Regions from separate parts of the Homo sapiens genome. Here region 2 is linked to region 1. Evidence: chromatin loops called from intact Hi-C (ENCODE). Cell type or tissue: endothelial cell of umbilical vein. All regions are shown on one strand. Links, peaks and the distances in the headings refer to the core of each region. The heading gives the core; the rest is flanking DNA.

Region 1 (9,993 bases), core at 3,349-8,348:
TTCCCTGCCCTCAAGAGGTTAATTAGAGAGACAGACAAAAATGCACTAATACAGTGTAGGAGGGACTGTGTGTAATAGAGTCTGGCTGGCCTGTGTCCCCAGATCCTGGGAGCTAACCTCTAAACCCTTGGGATTCTGAGTGATTGGAATGTTTGTTATTCATGATGCACCCCTCAGACCACACCTGCAGCTGACACTAACAAGATGACTCAGGACTGGGGCTGGCCACGCCAAAAAGACCAACGGTATGATTAGAAGGTTGGTGCATGAGTCTTAAGATATCAGCCTGACCTTCAGGGAAAGGATGAGGCCTGGAGACTGAGTTCAGCTGCCTGCCAATGAGCGAATCAATCAGTGTATGTAATGAAGCCTCAGTTAACACTCTGGAAGCTGAGCTTGGGAGATCTTCCCTGCTCGGCAATACTCTCTGTGCATTGTTACTCATTGCTGGGAAGGTAACACATCCCTGAGGACACTGGAAGCTTCAAGTTTGGAAACCTCCCAGACTTCTTCCTGGTTAAATACGGCGTTTTCAGGGATTTCTGTGAGTCTCTCTAATGAATCATCAAGACTGGGGGGGCCTTGAGGGGTGGAGACCCCTAAATTTGTAGCCAGCTGGTCTAAAGTGAGGGTACCCCCAAAGACCCCCAAACTTATGGCTGATGTCAGAAGCCTTGGGCAGACTTCTATCTGTACTGAGGACTGTGCTCCATCTAAAAGTTTGGTCTGACTCTGGATGGGCTGGAACAAAGGAAATTTGGGGTGCTTGAGGCACATGAAGGAGGCATTTGATCCAGACTGTGGGTGGTGGGGAAGAAACGCCTGGAAAGTCTTTCTGGAAAAATTATCTCTGGCACCTGGAGGAAGGATGATTAAGCATTTGAGCTCAAAGTAACCCTTGAGAAAAGCAGACTCAATCCCAAAGAGGATGTTTCATTCTCAACAAAGCGCTGTCTTTGTTTCAAACACCAAGTCATAGAAATACTTCTGGTTTTGCTCAGGAAGTTTCCCTGTCCACAGTGTGCCCAGCCAACCGCTAAAGAAGGAGTTCAGTCTCCCAGAGAGGACAGAATAGACAAACAACTAACCACACCCCAAAATGACGCTGTGACAGAGCAGGGGTGAGCTGCAGGTTACGCACAGGAATCAAGGTGAAGACAGGCTCACCCAGTCACACCCTAAACTACTCCTCTCGTGGAAGGAAGGGTTTATTAATTTCCCTTTGCAGAGAGAAGTTACTAGGCACTGAAAATTTCTAAAATGTATTCAAAGTAAACAGTAAGTTCTTAATACAGGGGGTCAGGCCATCAAAGTACTATATGGCAATGATTGTCCTCGATTACCTTTCCTGAGGGCTCTCATCCATGAGGTGCTTCTTGAGTAAATGCACAGTTTCTCCCTTCCCCCACTGCCAGTCCAGATATACTCTCCTCCACAAGCTGGTAAACATTCAAAGGAGAAAGTGACTGAAGAGACTAGGAGGAAGTGTAGACCCTGGATGGAGTGCTTCGGCACTGCATGCACTGCTCCATACTGAAGGATCTATTTATGTGTGAATTTATCACCTCAGTCTTACTCTACATGAGAGCAGAGACCATTGTACCCTCAGCCTCCAGCACTCTGGCAAGGCAGTTACTCAGTAAATGTCTGTTCAATCAAATGAAGTTAAATAATAACTCTAAGCAGAAAATAAACCTCTAGTAATATCGTTTCTGATTTCTGAACATGGTCCTGTTTTGAGTTAACTCCCATTGGAGCAGGACACTCCAGTGAGTCTCCTTCCTCCTCCCCAACCCCATCACAAGCCCACCTGCCGTTGCTGAAATGAGTGACTGCCTGCTCAATCTCCAGATGCCCACATGAGGGGAAACACTTACATCATCCCTTTTCTCCTCCTCATCTGCAATTTGTCCCTCATCTTCATTCAATTATTCAACAAATATTCACTGAGCACCTGGATCTACTTGCTGGGAACATAGCTGGGAATAACCCCATCCTAACAGAGCTTGCCTTCTTCCGGAGAAAACAGTATAAATAAGTAGCATACGGAGTATATTAAACAATAATAAATGCAAAGGGCATAAAGCAGAGATAGTGGCAAGGACACAATTGGTGGTGAGGGGTGCAATTTTAGAATAGCCAGAGGAGGGCCACGCATTGGAGCAAAGAGCTGCAGGAGGTGGGGCGTGAGCGACATGGACTCCAAGGAAAGAGCATCCATGCAGAGGACCCAGTCAGTGCACAGATGCGGGGCGAGAGCATGCCTAGCATAAAGAAAAGCAGAGAGATCAATGCAGCAGAAACAGAATGAGGAGATGAGAGCAGAGAGGAAACAGAGGCAGCTAAGAGTACAATGTAGCAGATTTTACTCTGAATGACATAGACAGCCATCAGAAGGGTTTTCAGCAGAGTGCTATGATCTGATGTGTTTTAACAGGATCATGTAAGCTGCTGGGCTGAGAGGGATCGGAGGCAGCAAGGGAGACTGGCTAGGGGCTACTGTAGATGTCCAAGCAACAGATGTGGACAGCTGAGACCAAGGTAGCAGCAGGGAAAGTAAAGAAAATGATCAAAACCTGGGTATAATTGGAAGGTGGAGATGACCAGATTTGGTGACAGATCAGATACGGGATGTGAGAGAGAGCAGTCAAAGACGGCTCCAAGGTTTGGCCCAAGCTGCCAGAAAGAAGCCACTTTTTGAGATGAAAGATGAAGAAGGCTAGGAAAGAGCAGACATGGGAGGAAAATATCTGGAGCTTAGTTTGGGGATTACTAACTTTGCGATTCCTGTCAGGCATCCAAATGTTTCCTCCTCCTGATGAGGAGGCAATAATTATATGCATATATATTTATAAATATATATATATATATATATATATATATAGTGTGTGTGTGTGTGTGTGTGTGTGTGTGTGTGCGCACGTATCTGCAACTTGGAGGACATGTCCAGGATGGAGATACCAGTTTTGGAATTAACAGCATATAGATGGCATTAACCAGAGAGGAGAAATGAATTCACCAAAGAAAAAAGGAGGAACAAAGGAGCCAATATCTGTCAATTTTCTAGAATGGCATCAAAACCAACATGCATCCCATGAATCACATTCCACTCCAATTCTTCCCTTGCCTGTAAGTCCAGGACAGAGCCCATTCTTTTCTGTGGCAAGAGAGGTGGACTTGAACTTGGGATGAAAATATGGTGTTGGCCACTCAGAATGTAGATTGTATCTGGTATGGGTAGTGTTCAGTGTATCAAGGTCTTAGGAAGCAAGTAATTATTTCAAGGGAAATGATAACTCAAAATGGTACTAAAATATCTTAAAACTAGAGTGAGGTTGAGGTGAAGAGTGAGGCTGCAGTTGGGAGGGGACAAACTGCATCCCTTTCTCACCTCCTATTCTTGCCTGTCTTTGCAAAACAGAGGCCATGGAACTGCTGCCTCTTCTACTTTCCTATAGGTGACTTTAAGCTCTACAGTTTCTCCACAATTCACATTATGTCATTCTTCTCAATAAAGCCAAAGTAGTAAATGCATACCTCGATGTGATTCAAAGCGGGTAACTTTGGGACAAATTTACAAGTCAAATAAAAAATAATTTGTTAATCCAAGTGTCCCAATTTTGGGCTCAAAAAAAAAAAATCTAACATCCTGGCAGCTCCATGCTCGGGGTGAATAACAACAAATAAAGAAGGCCTGAGGCTTGTTCTTAACTGTGATAGAGGCTGGGGGAAGGGGAAGGGATTGGGGGGGAGTCCTAGACAAATGCTCCATGAATTTGCTGTCTCTGGAAAAAGCATTAACTTTTCCAAAAAGAGAAAAGTTAAACAAGCAGTAGCTCATTTCAAGTAGATGAAGGACTTAAAAAGTGAGCATCACCTCTTCTTGGTACCTCTAAATGGCCAACTCTTGATCCTGGAATCACAGAAGCCATGATGGGGAAACCGAAGCCTAGAGCAGGTTCTCACTCAAAGCTGCAAAGCTGGAAAGCTCCAAGCCCTGTGTAGAGCCCGTACCTTCTGATCGCCAATCCAGAACATTCTCTACATCGCAGCAAATTGGTTCGAATTAAAAAAGAAAAAAAAAAAAACCTCATTTGGGGTTGAATCATGTGAAGCTAGAATTTAAACTTCCAAACTTTCTGCTCTGGATTAGAAAAAAAATGTTTTCCTAAGTGTTAAGAGTTCAAGGTGTCCCAGTGAAGAACACATGAAAGGTCTGCAGCAAGAGAGGTGGGAAATGAAAATACCTTCATTACTGACAGGGTTGATGGTGGAGGTCATGGTTTCTATCTGTGGGGTGGGCTTCTCCACCCCTGAGCCTCCAGATTGGACAGCCTCCCCCACCCATTCCTCTGCAGCACAGGGACGGAGTGGCCCCGTGAAATGTACAGATGGGGAGAAGGAACAGGTGCACCAGATGCAGGCTGTCTGCAGGTGGCCTCACTCCTGTAGGGGGCAGGGCATTGGGGACTGCGCTGCACAAACCCTGTTCTCCTTAGGAACTCACCAGGTGATGAAATCACTCCTCTCCTCTTCTAAGAGGAGCCAGAGGGGCATCGGGTGGTCAGGAGTGTAATTGCTAGTGAAGCTCCCTCGGTGGCAAGGACTTCAGGAGACTGCAAGCGGCATGAGGAGAGCAGAGCACTCCTCTCCCCTGATTGTGTTCAACTCCAGGAGCCACAGTCTCCTAAGCTGCGAGACAGACGCAGAAATATCTCAAGTGGCAAATGATGTGCAAAGCGATGGCAGGTGCCGCAAATGATAGTCATTATGACAGAGTAGAAGGAAAGGCGGCGGGAAGAGGGAGGTAGGAGAATAAGGGAGAGAAAAGGGGTAGAGAGAGGTGCAAACCAGCTAGGGATGTAGGAGGTGGAGAAGACCCCGCCAGAGAGCCTGCAGGTGTGAGAATGGCGCATGTGTGCAAGAGCAGGCAGCGCGGTTGGGACCCACATGGGACCGTGAAGACGTGATGCTGCAGGGAACAATGTGTGTCTGCAATGTGCTGCAGCCAGAGTCACTGTAACTTGGTGCTGTGCTGAATGAAGTGGAAGAAATGCTATTAAACTCGTGACTCCATGAGGTAATAATATTCCCAGTGAGCCCACGCCTACAGAAATACACCCAGCAAGCAGGCTTTCCAGGAGCCCCCTCTAAGTTATAACAAGCTGCCTGTATCCTGCTGCCAGGATGCAGAGAAAAAATGAAAGCCAGTAACCAACTACATTATAAACTTAGTGACCTGTTTCACCTCCGCTGGTTTAGTGACGAGCTCGGCTGCCTTTTGGGCACGGAGAAAGAAACATAAGGCTAGGATTAAGTTTCCTGGCTTTTGAAGTCATCAACAGTCAAAAATGCTTTCAGCTGGCATTTCTCTCTGTTATCCAGTCAGCTTTGATGGATTTATTTTCTTTGCCCTATTTCATGGAAGTTACTGGGGCCAATTTCCGCAAAGATGATTGCCAGGGAGTTTTTTTAGGTGGACACGAGGTGGCGCTGTCTCTCCAGCTGTTTCAGTACTTTTTAGGACGTGCAGACTGGTTTCATTAAAGTCCTTAGAGCTTTCTAACTCGCAGTGAGAGTGAGGGATTCAATGGTCAGAAAGACACTCACTTACTTTCTCCAATCTGTGGGTCTCCAAGCCCCGGGAGAGCGGTAGAATCCTTTATACACTTCACAGTCTCACAGTTTTATTTCTCTCTGTAGCAAGTGAAGCAATTAGAAAGTAGTGCTGTATTCAGATATTCATAGTCAGCAATTGGAATTCTTGCTCGTTTTAGACTCTGGCATTTTGATTTATAAAACAAGTCTTTCTTCTTACTACAAATTACCAATGACTTCCCAATTTATTTTTAAAAATTCTCTAACAGCGTGCCCTACTTGAGAACATTTCTATTTCTGCTAAAAGACCAGGATCTCTTACATGGATTAGAGCCTAAAAATCCTGACCGGGAGATTGTAAGTCTTGCAGCTCTGGAATAGACTGAGTATCATTTCCCTTTGGGATTTATGGAGATAGCAGCAATGATCGGGGATGGTCTCCCATGAAGAGAAGACAGTGCCTCCGTGCAGTTAAGCCCCCTTGCTAAAATCACATTAGAGTCAAAGATTCAATTAGGCCCCAGGCCTCCTGATTCCTGATGCAATGCTTTTTCCATGACACTCCTCTGTCTCCGTGAGTCCAAATATCTACACGTGCCTGGATTGATAATACATGTTACATGATGTTTGAAAATTTTTACTGGGTTATCTGTAATTCTAAATAGACATGCCAAGAAACCCAGTGGCTTCTAAGCAGCATGTATCAATTCAAGAGAAAAGCGATATTCTAACTTCTGGCAAAACAGCAAGTATCAAGAATATCACTTACCACAGCTGACGTGATAAGGATGCTGCTGAGGGACCAGCATGCTGCCTCATCCCAAATATCTGCCATGGCTTCTCCCAGGGGCCAGGGAGCTGGGTGGCAGAGTCCCAGGCTTTTCTCTCAGATCTTTTCTCTGAAGTGCTCCCAATCCTCTCCACCCCCCACCCCCATCTCTCTCCTCTCTCTCGTGAGAGCCTCGCCTCCCAGAGCAGAGTTAATTAGAGCATAGGCTTACTTCCAGCTTCTGACCACAATATGTATAAGCTGTGAGTGGAGGAATGAATCTGATCTGAAATTTTAAATCTACGTTTTCCTTGATATTTACAGATCTTACTGTTATTTGGGCTTGTGACCCTGGAATCTGTGTTAGTTGATTTTATATTGATGCATATTTTGCATGCTCTCTAGTCCAAATTACTAAGAGATGAACATGTTTCTCAGGCAAAGGGTCCACTCGGGTTTCTAATATTACTGCCCCTAGTTTCATCCAGAAACTGGAAGGCTGAAGTCTTCTTCATGATAATAAGCTGCTTGCTTCCACAAGTTTCGGTTTTTTCTGCTTTATGAGAACTAGATTGTTCAGACCCAGTTACAGGTAAAAAGTCTAATATTTCAGGTTGGTTTTTTAAAATTCTTTTTTTTTTCACTAACGAAGTGTGAAAAAATTTACTAATACACTAGATAGTAATTTTAAATCAATTAAAATAGAAATTTGAGGGTTGCTGGGAGGGGGAAAATTGAGGAAGTAAGTTATCTCATTTTCTTTTTCTTTCTTTTTTTTTTTTTTTTTTTGAGACAGAGTCTCACTCTGTCGCCCAGGCTGGAGTGCAGTGGCACGATCTTGGCTCACCGCAAGCTCCACCTCCCAGGTTCACGCCATTCTCCTGCCTCTGCCTCCCTAGTAGCTGGGACTACAGGCGCCTGCCACCACGCCCGGCTAATTTTTTTTTTTTTTTTTTTTGTATTTTTAGTAGAGACGGGGTTTCACCATGTTAGCCAGGATGGTCTCGATCTCCTGACCTCGTGATCCGCCCGCCTCGGCCTCCCAAAGTGCTGGGATTACAGACGTGAGCCACCTTGCCCAGCAAGTTATCTCATTTTCTAGAGCAATGAAATAATATGGATGCAATTCATTCATTTATTTATCCACAGAATGTATATGGGAGAGTTTATTAGGTATAGAATACTTATTATATTATGGTTATTATATATGAGGAACTTCAGGTCCTAGAGAGAGATGATGGTGAACCAGAAACACTCGATCTGTAAATATTTTGTGAATCAATGAACAATAAATGAATAAATACATTGCAGTTATATTATTTCAATTTAATTATTTTAGATACAGCAATGCTATTCTTCATCTACCCCCATTTTGGCTTTTTAGATTTTTAAAAAAATTTTTTAAATTGTTTTAATTGACATAATGATTGTACATATTTATGGAGTACATAGTGGTGTTTTGATACATATAATGTATATTGATCAGATCAGGGTAATTAACATATCCATTATCTCAAACATTTATCATTTCTTTGTGCTGGGAACATTCAATATCCTTCTTCTAGCTATTGGAAACTATTTAATGTATTAGTGTTAACTATAGTCATCCTACACTGGCATAGAACACTAGAACTTATTCCTCCTATCTATCCAAATTCAGTTTTAAATGATTTCACTGATATATACTGTGGATGAAAAAAATTATTCCCTAACCTGGCTCAAACACTTTTTATCCAAATCTCTCCAAATTCAGTTTTAAATGATTTCACTGATATATACTCTGGATGCAGAATATTATTCTCTAACCTGGCTCAAATACTTCTTATTTGATCCAAGTTCTTTTATGATAAATACATGCAGCTTAATCCTCCACTGATGACCAATTTATCCCCCTGGTAGCCACCTGGCCTTAGAGAAATTCACAGTCCCAAAAAATCTTGAAATCAAATGTCTACAGGGCCAGGTGGTCATTAAAAAGCGAATCAGGTGGGGCTAGGCAAGGACTGAGGTGAGCTGGAGAGCAGAGCTCCAGGACCTTCTAAAGGGCTGATGGCCAACTGTTGCCTCAGGGAAGCAAAGCTGTGTTGTGAGATCTTCAAATTAGAAAATCTATATTGCTGCACAAGATCTCTGATTTTTAAATGATAACAAGAGAGTTTGTTAGAACACTGTGCAGGCCAAATAAAACATGTTTGTGGGCTGGATCCAGGCTGTCAATCTGAGACCTCTGATGTATAGTTTCAGATTAAATGAAGCTTTTAGCGAGATAATAAACCCAATCCACCAACCTAATTCAGAAATACCTGGCTTTATGAAGATGGCTTCCTTCACAGCTAGAATTTGTTTAATCCCTAAATGGAAACATTTATTAATTAAACACAGCACCATCCTATTGACACATTTGGTGAATATCACCAAAACTTCCAACAAGCTCATGCAGAATTTGAACTAGAAGAGGGTAAGAACCTTTACAGGGAAAGGTTACCTATATTGTAATTGCTCTGCCTTTCTTTATGTAAACGAAAAGTAAGTGATATTGAACCTCTGCAAAAGGCTTCTTAAGATGTAGAAGAGTACGGAATTTTTATTATCTTAGCAGAATCTAATATAATAGCTCAAATAAATCAATACATTTATTATCAAAACAAAGCTTCAGGCCAGGCGTGGTGGCTCACGCCTGTAATCCCAGCACTTTGGGAGGCCAAGGCAGGCAGATCACAAGGCCAGGAGATTGAAACACAGTGAAACCCCATCTCTACTAAAAATACAAAAAATTAGCTGGGCGTGGTGGCAGGTGCCTGTAGTCCCAGCTACTGGGGAGGCTGAGGCAGGAGAATTGCTTGAATCCAGGAGGCGGAGGTTGCAGTGAGCCGAGATCATGCCACTGCACTGCAGCCTGGGTGACAGAGCGAGACTCCATCAAAAAAAAAAAAAAAAAAAAAAAGCTTCAAAAGAGTTTCTAGGTTATTATTCCTCAATTTCTCATAAAAGCAAAGAAAAAGTTGGCTGATGCTTTAGATCATGTATTCACTTGACAAACATTTATTTTTGTTCCTAGAATAACCTGGCATCTTGAGATACTTAGTTTATTATGCTCTGAAGGCTTTTCAGCACAGAGTCTGCCTTTCAACAAATCATGCTCAACACATATTTATTAAATACTACTTTCTAGCAAATTTATTATAGAAGCAGATTTTACCTTCTGGTATTGGCAACATAAGATATCTCAAGTACCACATAAATATATACACTTACTATGTACCTATAAAATTTAAAGATAAAAATAATGGCCAGGCATGGTGGCTCATGCCTGTAATCCCTGTATTTTGGGAGGTCAAAGAGTGAGAATCACTTGAAGCCAGGAGTTGAAGACAAGTCTGGGCAGCATAGCGAGACCCTGTCTCTACAAAATATAACAAAAAAATAGCCAGGTGTGGGTGTGCTGTAGTCTCAGCTACTCAAGAGGCTGAAGTGGGGGATCACTTGAGCCCAGGAGTTTGAGTTTGTAGTGAACTATGATCATGCTGCTGCATTCCAGCCCAGGTGACAGAGCAAGACCTTGCCTCGAAAATAGAAATAATGAAGAGGTCAGGTATCCTCCTTTAGAGAAAACAAGCATAAAATGG
Region 2 (9,993 bases), core at 2,652-7,651, 58 kb before region 1:
TGTACAATTACAAAGTTAGACTCTGTGAGAGCTAGCAGACAACAGCTACCAAAGCATTGGGAACAGAATGGACATTTTGAAGGTGCACAGGACTGGGAGATGCTGAAGTTCTGACCAGCCAGAGTGTAAAGAATGCTCTAAAAACTCTGTTTGGGTCTGTTAAGACCCAAAAAAGACCAGACCTTAGTTGTAGGATTACTCTAGACCTCTCTAACAGAGCCTGAAGCCAAGCCTCAACAGGTCAAGCTGTTTTACCACTAAGAGCTTTCCAACAGTACAAAATGCAACTTTCTTTATAGAAATGGGGGGGGGGCATATTTTCAATGATGTAATATCCACAGTGTCTAACACATAATAAAAATTATTAGACATGCATAAAAGCAAGAAAGTGTGATTCATAACTAAGAGAAATCCCAGCAATATAAATAGACCCAGAGGTAACACAGTTAATTACTGGAATTAGCAGAAAATTATTTTAAAACAGCTATTATAAATATATTCAGTAATTTAATGGAAAAGGTGGATATATGAGTAATCAGATAAGGACTCTATGGAAAGGAACAGAAACTGTTTATAAAGAACCAAATGGAAATTTTAGAATTAGTATAATATCCGAAAATAAAATTTCAATGGATAAGCTTGACAACACATTGGAGACTGCAGAAGAGATGATAAGCACACTTAGGTGATTAGAAACTCTCCAAACTTAAACACTAAAAGAAAAATACTGGAGGGAAAATGAACAGGGCCTCAGTGACCTAGTAAATAATATCAAATGGGCTAACATGTGTGTAATTGGAGTACCAGAATAAAAGGAGAGAGAGAGATTCTGGCAGATTAGAAAGACACTGGGGCAGAAAAAAAATGTATTACAAGAAATAATGACCAAATATATTTCAAATTTGATATCAACCCACAGATACAAGAAGCTTCAAAAGACCCCAAGAAGAGTAGGTAAAAAGGAAACCCTAAGCATATTATAGTGATATTACTGAACATTAAATATAATGAGAAAATCTTAAAAATATCCAGATACAAAAGACATATTACAGTCAGGACAACAATGATAAGAATGGAAGGTGATTTCTCTTCAGAAATAGTGCAAGGCAAAAGACAATGAGATAGCATCTTTTAACTGCCAAAAGAGAAATAGGTATCAACCTAGAATTCTATATCCAGCTAAAATTACCTTTCAAAAGTGACAGAAAAAGATAGTTTTAGATAAACATTAGCTGGGAGAATTTATCAACAACAGACTTGCTCTACAAAAGTTATTAAAGGAATTTCTTCAGGCTGAAGTGAAATGATATCAGAACTCAATTCTATGTAAAAAAGTGAAAAGTCCTAAAAATAATAAATATGTGAGCCAACAAAAATATTTTTGCCTGTTTTTAAAATTTCCTTATTTAGATAGTTGATGTTTAAGGTAAAAATATTAACAATGTATTTTATAATTTATAACTGTATTAGTCCATTTTCACACTGCTATAAAGAACTACCTGAGACTGGGTAATTTATGAAGAAAAGAGGTTTAATTGACTCATTTCCACAGGCTTAACAGGAAGCATGTCTGGGAGGCCTCAGGAAACTTACAGTCATGGCAGAAGGTGAAGGGAAACCAAAGACTTTCTTCACATGGTAGCAGGAGAGAAAGAGGAAGGGGGGAAGGGCCACACACTTTTAAACCATCAGATCTCATGAGAACTCACTCACTCTCACGAGAACAGCCAGGGGGAAATCTTCCGCCATGATCCAACCACCTCCCACCAGGCCCCTCCTCCAATTTGACATGAGATTTGGGTGGGGACACAAATTCAAACTAGATCAATAACATACATAACAGAACGTATGATTGAAGTATACATTTTTTAATTCTGTATATTGGAAGTGGCATAATGGGAATTCAAGGTAGATTCTGATAAATTAGGGATGCACGTTGTAATCCAGAACAACAATTTTAAAAATAAATCAAATATCTATAGCTTATAAACCAATAGTAGAGATAAAATGCAATATTGAAAATAATCCAAAAGCAGGCAGAAAAGGAGAGGAAAAAAAGGGGCAAACAATAGATGGAACAAATAGAAAACAAATAGCAAGATGATAAACTTAAATCTAATTACATTAATAATTGCATTATATCTAAATGGATTAATCACTGTAATTAAAAGGCAGAGATTATTAGACTAGATGAAAAGACCCAAATGCATACTGTTTAAAAGAGATGAAGTTTTAAACAGAAAGATACATATTGGTTAAAAGTAAGAGGATAGAAAGGATGTATTATGCAAACACTAATCAGGAGGAAGCTGGAGTGGCTATATAGGTATCAGACAAAGCATACTTCAAGACAAGACAGAGATAAATAGGGACATTTCATAATGATAAAAGGGTTCAATTCAAGAAAAAAATCCTAAATGTGTATACACCTAATAATAAAGTTCCAAAATACTTGAAGCAAAAACTGTCAGAAGTAAAAAACAATGAGACAAATCCACAGTTAGAGTTGGAGATTTTAACACTCAGTAATTGACCCCAAAAAAGTAGATAAGAAATCAACAAATACAGAGATTTTGATAATACTATAAAAACCTCCTCAGGTGAATCAAATGCTGCCCATTCTTGGACTCATGTTTGAAAACTACTGATTCACTTCATCTCTAACTTTCAGCAGAATGATAGCAAAATTATACAATCAGACAAGTCACTAGTTTATTTTTTTAATTAGGAGGACAAATCCAGAACCTCTGTAAGTATTATATCTGATATCTAACCTGGAAATTCTTACTTCTTTATCATCTGAAGCCACACGATTCTGTTGAAATCCATTCTCTTCCCTGTGGGGTTATATAGAATAGGCTTTTAGAATTGAAGAGGTTTTAAACATCACATAGTTCAAATACTCCAATTTACAGAGGAGATTCTACTGATTCTTTGTGGCCCAGTTCAATTGCCACATCCACATTTAAAGATGAGAAAACAGTGCCTCAGAAAGGATAAGTAGCTTGACCAAGATCACACAGCCAGTAAATTATAGCCCCTGGATTCTAACCTACATGGTCTAATTCTAAAGCCGCTATCCTCATAAGATACTTTGCGAATGCTTACTGAATTAGGGTAACAATGGAAAGAAATCAAGATACCATAAGTTCCTAAGATGTGACTGCTTTGATATAGGTGGTTATGGATGGAGCCATTAGACCCCAGATCTTCTGAGCCCTGACAGCTTCCACGTCAACACACTGTCTGGGAGAAGGCAAACTAAAATAAAAAATGAAATTTTCAGTCTAATATATTTCAATCTAATCTCTAATTTTGCAGTCTAATCTCTTGCAACTGAAGTTGTGAATCAGCTAAATCCATCCTGAATAATGAGAAATGTGCTTCCTAATTATCTATTTTAATCCAATTGTACCTTAAAATCTAACCAGTGACTTGGAATGACCGACGGAATTATTCTTGCCAAACAATAACATTCATTGTGGCTTTTCAACAGCAATCAAATACAATTTATGACTGAATGGTCTGAACTGCATTTAGATACAATGGTTTTATTGTTCTCAAATTGCTGCCTTCACCTTGATGTCAAATCTCCATTTCCAACCTCAAATATCCCAGCAAAACTCACAGCTTTCCAGGCATTTTCAGCTATTAAATATTCATCCCAGTATAGTCCAACATTGTGATCTCTTCTCCAAATTGATATTTAATTTTTCCACTTACTAAGAGGTAGCAAGGCATCAGCTCAAGAGGACAGTTACATCGTCTTCTCAATTCTCTTCCTCCCCAACCTTAGGGTTGGAGTGGAGGATCTAGTCTGTTCTGGGGACACCTCACATTCCTCTTCCATCTAGATCTCTAGCCCATCCCATGTGCTGAAGTCAGGAAGAAGGATGGAAGAGATAGCAGATATTATCTCATATAATTGGCTGACTTCTGGGAGTGGTCTTCCTCTGGCTTGGTTTGGGGTTATCTTCTGTGCAGTGCTCCCCCATGTGCAAATAGTGTCCATGGTTTTCTTGGGACAGTTCCCAATACTGAGAAGGACCCCTTCAGAGAGGGTGGACAGTCACACCTTTCTTTGGTCCCTGCCACTCTTCAGTGCCCCCAAACCTTCTCTCTGGAAGGAGGCAGAGCTAACTCTTGTTAATCACCTGAATGTTTTATGATTCGTGCCTCCTTTTTAATCCCCATGGTTCTTCTTTTGAGTTCTTGAGACCAATGCAGATTCTCTGTGCCCTCCAAGGGATTCAGGGAATTGGCATTTGAAAGGTATCCCCATCTTCTTCCAGTCTCTTTATGCTATTTATCCCAGCAAGCTTTGTGCCTTTGAAGATTAAAGGGAAACCAAAATGGGCAATGGTCACTAGGTCATGGGGACCTCCAAACTTCAAAGACAGTAGCTGACCTTCTCAAGAGCTTTCTCCTCATACCTACTCCTCTCCACCAGAAAGCACTAGAGCAGACTCTGCAAGCACCGAGCCAGGGCTGGGATGACAGTCACCACTCCTTATAGGCACATCCAATCCTTACCAGTAATACTCTTGGTATTTCCCTCATGCGGCTTGTAGGCAAAGGAGGTCAGCACCCCCACAGGAAAGGAAGAGGAAATCTCTTTACTACAAATACTGCATTCCAGCTGACCAACTCCCTGTCCCCGCTTCACTTACCCACCCAGTGATTTTCTCCTACATATATGTGGGGTGGAATGATTGTGAAGGTAGCACAAAAAGGCATGGTCCCTTTCTTTTTTTTGAGATGGAGTCTCATTCTGTCACCCAGGCTGGAGTGCAATGGCGCAATCTCGACTCACTGCAACCTCCGCCTCCAAGGCTCAAGTGATTCTCCTCCCTCAGCCTCCTGAGTAGCTGGGATTACAGGCATGTGCCACTGCATCCAGCCAATTTTTGTATTTTTAGCAGTGACAGGGTTTCACCATGCTGCCCAGGCTGGTCTTGAACTCCTGACCTCAGGTGATCCACCTGCCTCGGCCTCCCAAAGTGCTGGGATTACAGGCATGAGCCACCATGCCCCATCAGCATGGTTACCTTTTAAGAAGCCCCAAGGAGCTATCCAGACACATTTACCATTGGATCCTGTTATGAACTGAATGGTGTCTCCTCAAAATTCACATGTTGAAGTCCTAACCCCCAGTACCTCAGAATGTAACTGTATTTGGAGATTTGGGCCTTTACAGAGGTAATTAAGGTTAAATGAGGCCACTGAGTGGGCCCTAATTCTATATGACTGGTGCCCTTATAAGAAGAGGTGATAAGGACAGACACACAGAGAGGGAAGACCACGTAAAGACAGTGAGAATGTGCCTGTTTGCAAGCCAAGGACATTGGCCACACAAGAAACTAACCCTGCTGGCATCTTGATCTTGAACTTCTAGCCTCCATAACTGAGAGGAAATAAATGTCTGTTGTATAAGCCACCCAGTCTGTGGTACTTTGTTAAGGAGCTGGGGCAGACTAATACAGATTCCTTTAGAAGATGAAGACAATTAATGCATACCTGTTCTCGGGTTTGGGTTCTAGCTCTCAGACCACAAGAAAAATCCCACTTAACACCCTGTTGCATCCATCAGGTATAAAAAAATAAAAGTATATGTCAATACTGGAGAATGCGAGAAGGAAGATGGAGCCAATAGCACAAATGTAATGGGCAGAAAAAGGAATAAGGAACTGTGAAAAAAGACTGGGCAGAGTTTTAGAACATTACAACAGTGAGACAATGGAAACATGATTGCAAATGAACCACATACTTACAACAGAGCCAAAGGGCACTAGGTGAGACCACTGGTGGAGAACCAGGCTATGTCAGAACACGGCAGTCCAGGTAATTTCTGGAGTGGATGAATAGGGCCTGAGTTAGGAAGGCAAATGTGTAAATCTACATGAAATATCAGAGTCACAGAAAGCAGGGCAAAATGTCACCTAATGAAACAGAAATTATACAAAATCAGCCACATTTTTTTGGGTCATGACCTGGTCCCTGTCAAAACTGGACCTATGAGTAAAGACAGAGGAGGCAGCCTGCCATGTGGAAGGATTTGAGGGACTCCCTGCCTTCTGGGTCTGAAGTTAGTCTGATCAGAAAGCTCTCCCCTGTCAACCTGTCTCAGACTGAAAACTTCATCCTATAAAATGTTATATGTGAATAAGTGAATTTTAACTGGGTTTAAGAAATTATGTAACCTTGCAGGGATGAAGTAGAAAGGGTAAGGTGAGCATAGTCCTTGAAGTCAGAGACACTTTATTCCAATTCTGACTCTACTTGCTGTGTGCTGTTAGGCAACTGGGAAACGCGGTATTCTCATCCGTAAAATAGAGATGGCTTATATGTGTAACTGCGGCTCAAATGCAAGCACAGCTGTATCTTCTTAAACAAGGGCTGGTTACCATAGAAGGTTGGTACATGTTAGTTCCCTGGTCCCTTTCTACTATCAAGGTGGTGAGATCAGGACTTTTAAAGGACCAGGACAATGGCTAGCTAGATTTTGAAGATGAGGCAAAAGGAGAAAAAGCAACCAAGAGAGGTGGAGATCTGGCAGGAGGAGGGAGACTGGGGGGTCTGGGAGAGGGCCACCAAAATCAATGTTACAAGTGTTGTGTGTTTCACGATCTTGCTTAGAAAAAGGGCTTGTTGGCAGCAGACTGTCTCTTCTCTAATCCTTAGCTGAGCACTGCTAATCATCAGATTGGAGATGGATCTGAGGAGAAGAAAGCTGTTTCTGCTGATCAGTCTGGCTAGACAGGCAGGCCTTCGTGCTCAGCATGCCATGGGAAGACCACCCCCAAATCTGCACCTTGCTCTTAGAGTATGCCCTTCCCAATTAAAGAAAAGCTGCTCTCCTGCCAGTCACAGAAAAAAATAGCTGCCCTTCTCAACTAGAAATTCTTCCAAGTCCATTTGTCCTGACCTTGATCAAAGTTTCACTGCTGTGGATTGGGATATTGTGTACAGTGTCTGATAGAAAGAATTTACTCTACAGAGAAAAATTCTCAGGATAGCCACCCCTAGGACACTGATTATAAAGTCCTCATGTGACAGAGCCGGCAATTCCCGCATCCAGATGTCAAAAGCTGGTTAATTAAGATTAAGACATAGTTGCTTGAGCAAGTCCAGTCAATCTAATTCCGGTATAGTTCTTTTCCCATTGTTCATTTCTACAGAAATGTCTTTGTCTCTGTAGAGCAGCCGTAAGTAGCAGAAATAACCAGAATTTCACAATACCGTTTCTCAAGCAAGAGTGAAGAATAGCTTATTTATTTGAAAAGAGAAGGGGACATTTTTAGAGAGGAATTAAAATGTCTTGTCTTCAAGCTATCATTTTTAAGCAAAAATATAGGCTACAACTTCAAATTGTACAAAAGGTAAAGCTGAATATTGTAATTGAGCAACTGACAATGAAGAAGAATGAAAGCTCATGGCTGAATCTCATTCACAACATTTCACCAGCCCACTTGGGTAATTCGCGCCATCTTGACTCAAAAGGAAAAGTTTCCCCACCGAGTCCATCATAAATGCTGCTGCTGACATTTCCATTTCCCCCTTTGCTTGGCTATAGACTAAGGCCCAGAAAACAGTGCTTCCACCATCTGCAAATTAAGATGATTTTTCGTCATCCATAAACTTCAAGCTGAAGAGGCTATTCAAAAAGCTGTGGTAAAGGAGGCAGTAACTGTTTTATCTTTTTCCATAAAACTCTAATGCATTGGAGGGAAAATAAAGAAACCCCAGGTATAAACACTGCTATTGTAAGTTCAGTACACAACCTCTGTGATCTATCTACGACAAAGTTAAAGCTGTTGCATATGATAGTGATAAAATTCTAAACAGAACTCATGAGAGGAACGAAAACGATTCAAAAAAGGGATTTTTTAATGGGATTTATTAGCAAGACCATCCTTGGGAATTATAGTGACATACATATAAGAGTTTTGCAAAGGCAAATTGCACTATGTTGGGCATTATTCTACCTTAATTTAAAGGTAAAAGGCAAAAAACCAAAGGTCATCAGCCCAAGAGTATATTAATTTATATCTAATGTAGGGTTTTTTCCACACATGAAGAAGTCCAAAGGGGAAAAAATTATAGCTCCCACAAGAAACTTTCAGCAATAATCTTACATAATTTACAACATAAAAGGACATTTCCGTGTCCAGGAATTGTGGCTCATCAGCATTGTAAAAATGGATCTGTGCAACTCATTTGATGCAAAAGTCATATTAAAATTTTCAGCCAACTGGCTTCTTTCACACAGCCTCTTTCTTCTATTGAAAGTCACACTCACAACAGGTAATATTTATGGGCACTCTAGTGGAAAGACAAATACATGAACTTTGGGTGCAGGAGGTCAAACTGAAAGGACAAGCTCAGTTCTTCTGAGCCTCAAGAAGCACTGCTCAGTTACCTGACAAGGCCCATGCCGGCTGGGTTCTATGTCTATCCTAGCACAGGCTCAGGAAAGCCCTGAACAATTTTATTATCTCATGCCTTCCAAAGGGAGAAAGAGCCTGCTTTCCTATTTCATGATAATTGGATGAAGAAATGTGGGTGGGAACACAATTCATTTCAGAGTGTGATGAATTATTTACCAATTAAGGAGATGAACACAGGAAGGGGAGGGCTACATAACTTTGATATGAATGTTCTTTTATTATATTATTTATACACATGAAATTGTTGCTTTTATTAACTAAGAGGTTAATCACTTGAATGGGATGCTTTGCATCCCTTCCAATCCCATACACAGGCAAATTGGCTAATTTTATGTTAGGAAAATAACCTGGCAATTTTTCTAGTACTTATCTGTGTGGTGCAGTTTAATAACATTTTATAATATGAAAAATGAATAAACTAGCCAGGCTGCTGGTGTTGCAAAGCCACCCGTTTTAGTGGTGAGGGAAAAGGGAAGCGTACATAGGATTCTGGTAAAAAAATGGATTTCAAGAACATTACCTTTTTCTGCTTTTCAGGTGGCAACATGAAAGTCTATGTTATGTGGAATCAAAGCACAGACTGCAGGGTTTGAAAATGTGATTGGAGACCCAGGCTTGCCACTCAGTGTGTATTTTGGGCAAGTCATGTGCCTCCTAAGTCTTATCTTCATTTGTGAAATAAGGATTCATTCATTCATTCATTCATTCATTCATCCATTCATTCAAACATATTGTGAAAACATTCTACATATTTTCATTTCACAGGATACCAGGATTGTCATGATGACAAGATTGACGAGACTCTTGTCCCCTTGAAGATTTCATTCTAGTGAAAATAACAATGCACACATAAAAAAGGAATTAAGTGAATTAAATGAATTTGCACGTTGTGGTAAGTACTCTCAAAGAAATGAATAGGAACAATTGGAAAATAACAGTGAGACCTACCCTTTTTATTGTAATAAACACACTGACATGAGATCTACCCTCTTAACAAATTTTAAGCGTACAGTACAGTGTCACTGACCATAGGTACAGTGTTGTACAGCAGATCTCTAGAGCTTATTCATCTTGCTTAGCTGAGACTAAGAGATAGAAAGGAATAAGCAATTTGTAGGCCAACAGAAGGGAATTCCACAGGGAACAGCAACAGCAAAGCCCCTCATGCCTGAAAGACTTGATTTGTTCTAGCAACTGAGAGATGGTTAGTGTTGTCAGGGCCAGACAGGTAAGAGATGAAGCTGGAGAGATAGGAGAATCCAGATCACACAGGACCTTGTAGGCCACAGTAAGAAATTTATTCTAAGTTTCAATGTGGAGCCATTAAGGGTATAAACAAGATCTTATTCATATTTTTTGAAGATCTTTCTGGTTATTATGCAGAGTCAGTTGAAAAGACACAAGAGAGATGGAGAGAACACTGGGGGCCACTGCAGTAATCTAAACGATGGGTAGTGGTGGCGTTGACTAGAATGTTGACAATGAAGATGGAGACGGGCGGAGAGAGACAAGCTATGTTCTGGAGGTAGAATCATCAAGGCTTTGT

Evidence for each region. A loop is a pair of places that touch in the nucleus more often than their neighbours do. Peaks named below come from ENCODE experiments on the same cell type or tissue, not always from the same donor. Only the 100,000 strongest peaks of a DNase experiment are listed, where the experiment ranks them.
Region 2: a loop joins it to region 1, with 3 times the contacts of the local background. A loop is called at or near these places in 1 of 110 quality-filtered maps.

Annotation. Positions count from the first base shown.
Region 1 is chr18:24,722,379-24,732,371 of GRCh38, reverse strand. It overlaps LOC105372028 (a long non-coding RNA gene), which reads right to left and starts at 6,591. Exons shown (of 3, transcript NR_134604.1): 1 at 6,368-6,591; 2 at 5,615-5,697. In endothelial cell of umbilical vein, for the core only: a CTCF peak has its summit at 5,486 (motif pointing right); a DNase peak (open chromatin) is centred at 5,491; H3K27me3 peaks cover 278 bases.
Region 2 is chr18:24,779,773-24,789,765 of GRCh38, reverse strand. No RefSeq gene overlaps it. Among named protein-coding and RNA genes, the nearest start is that of LINC01915, 160 kb to the right of the region's middle. In endothelial cell of umbilical vein, for the core only: no CTCF peak of the experiment used is centred there; no DNase peak of the experiment used is centred there.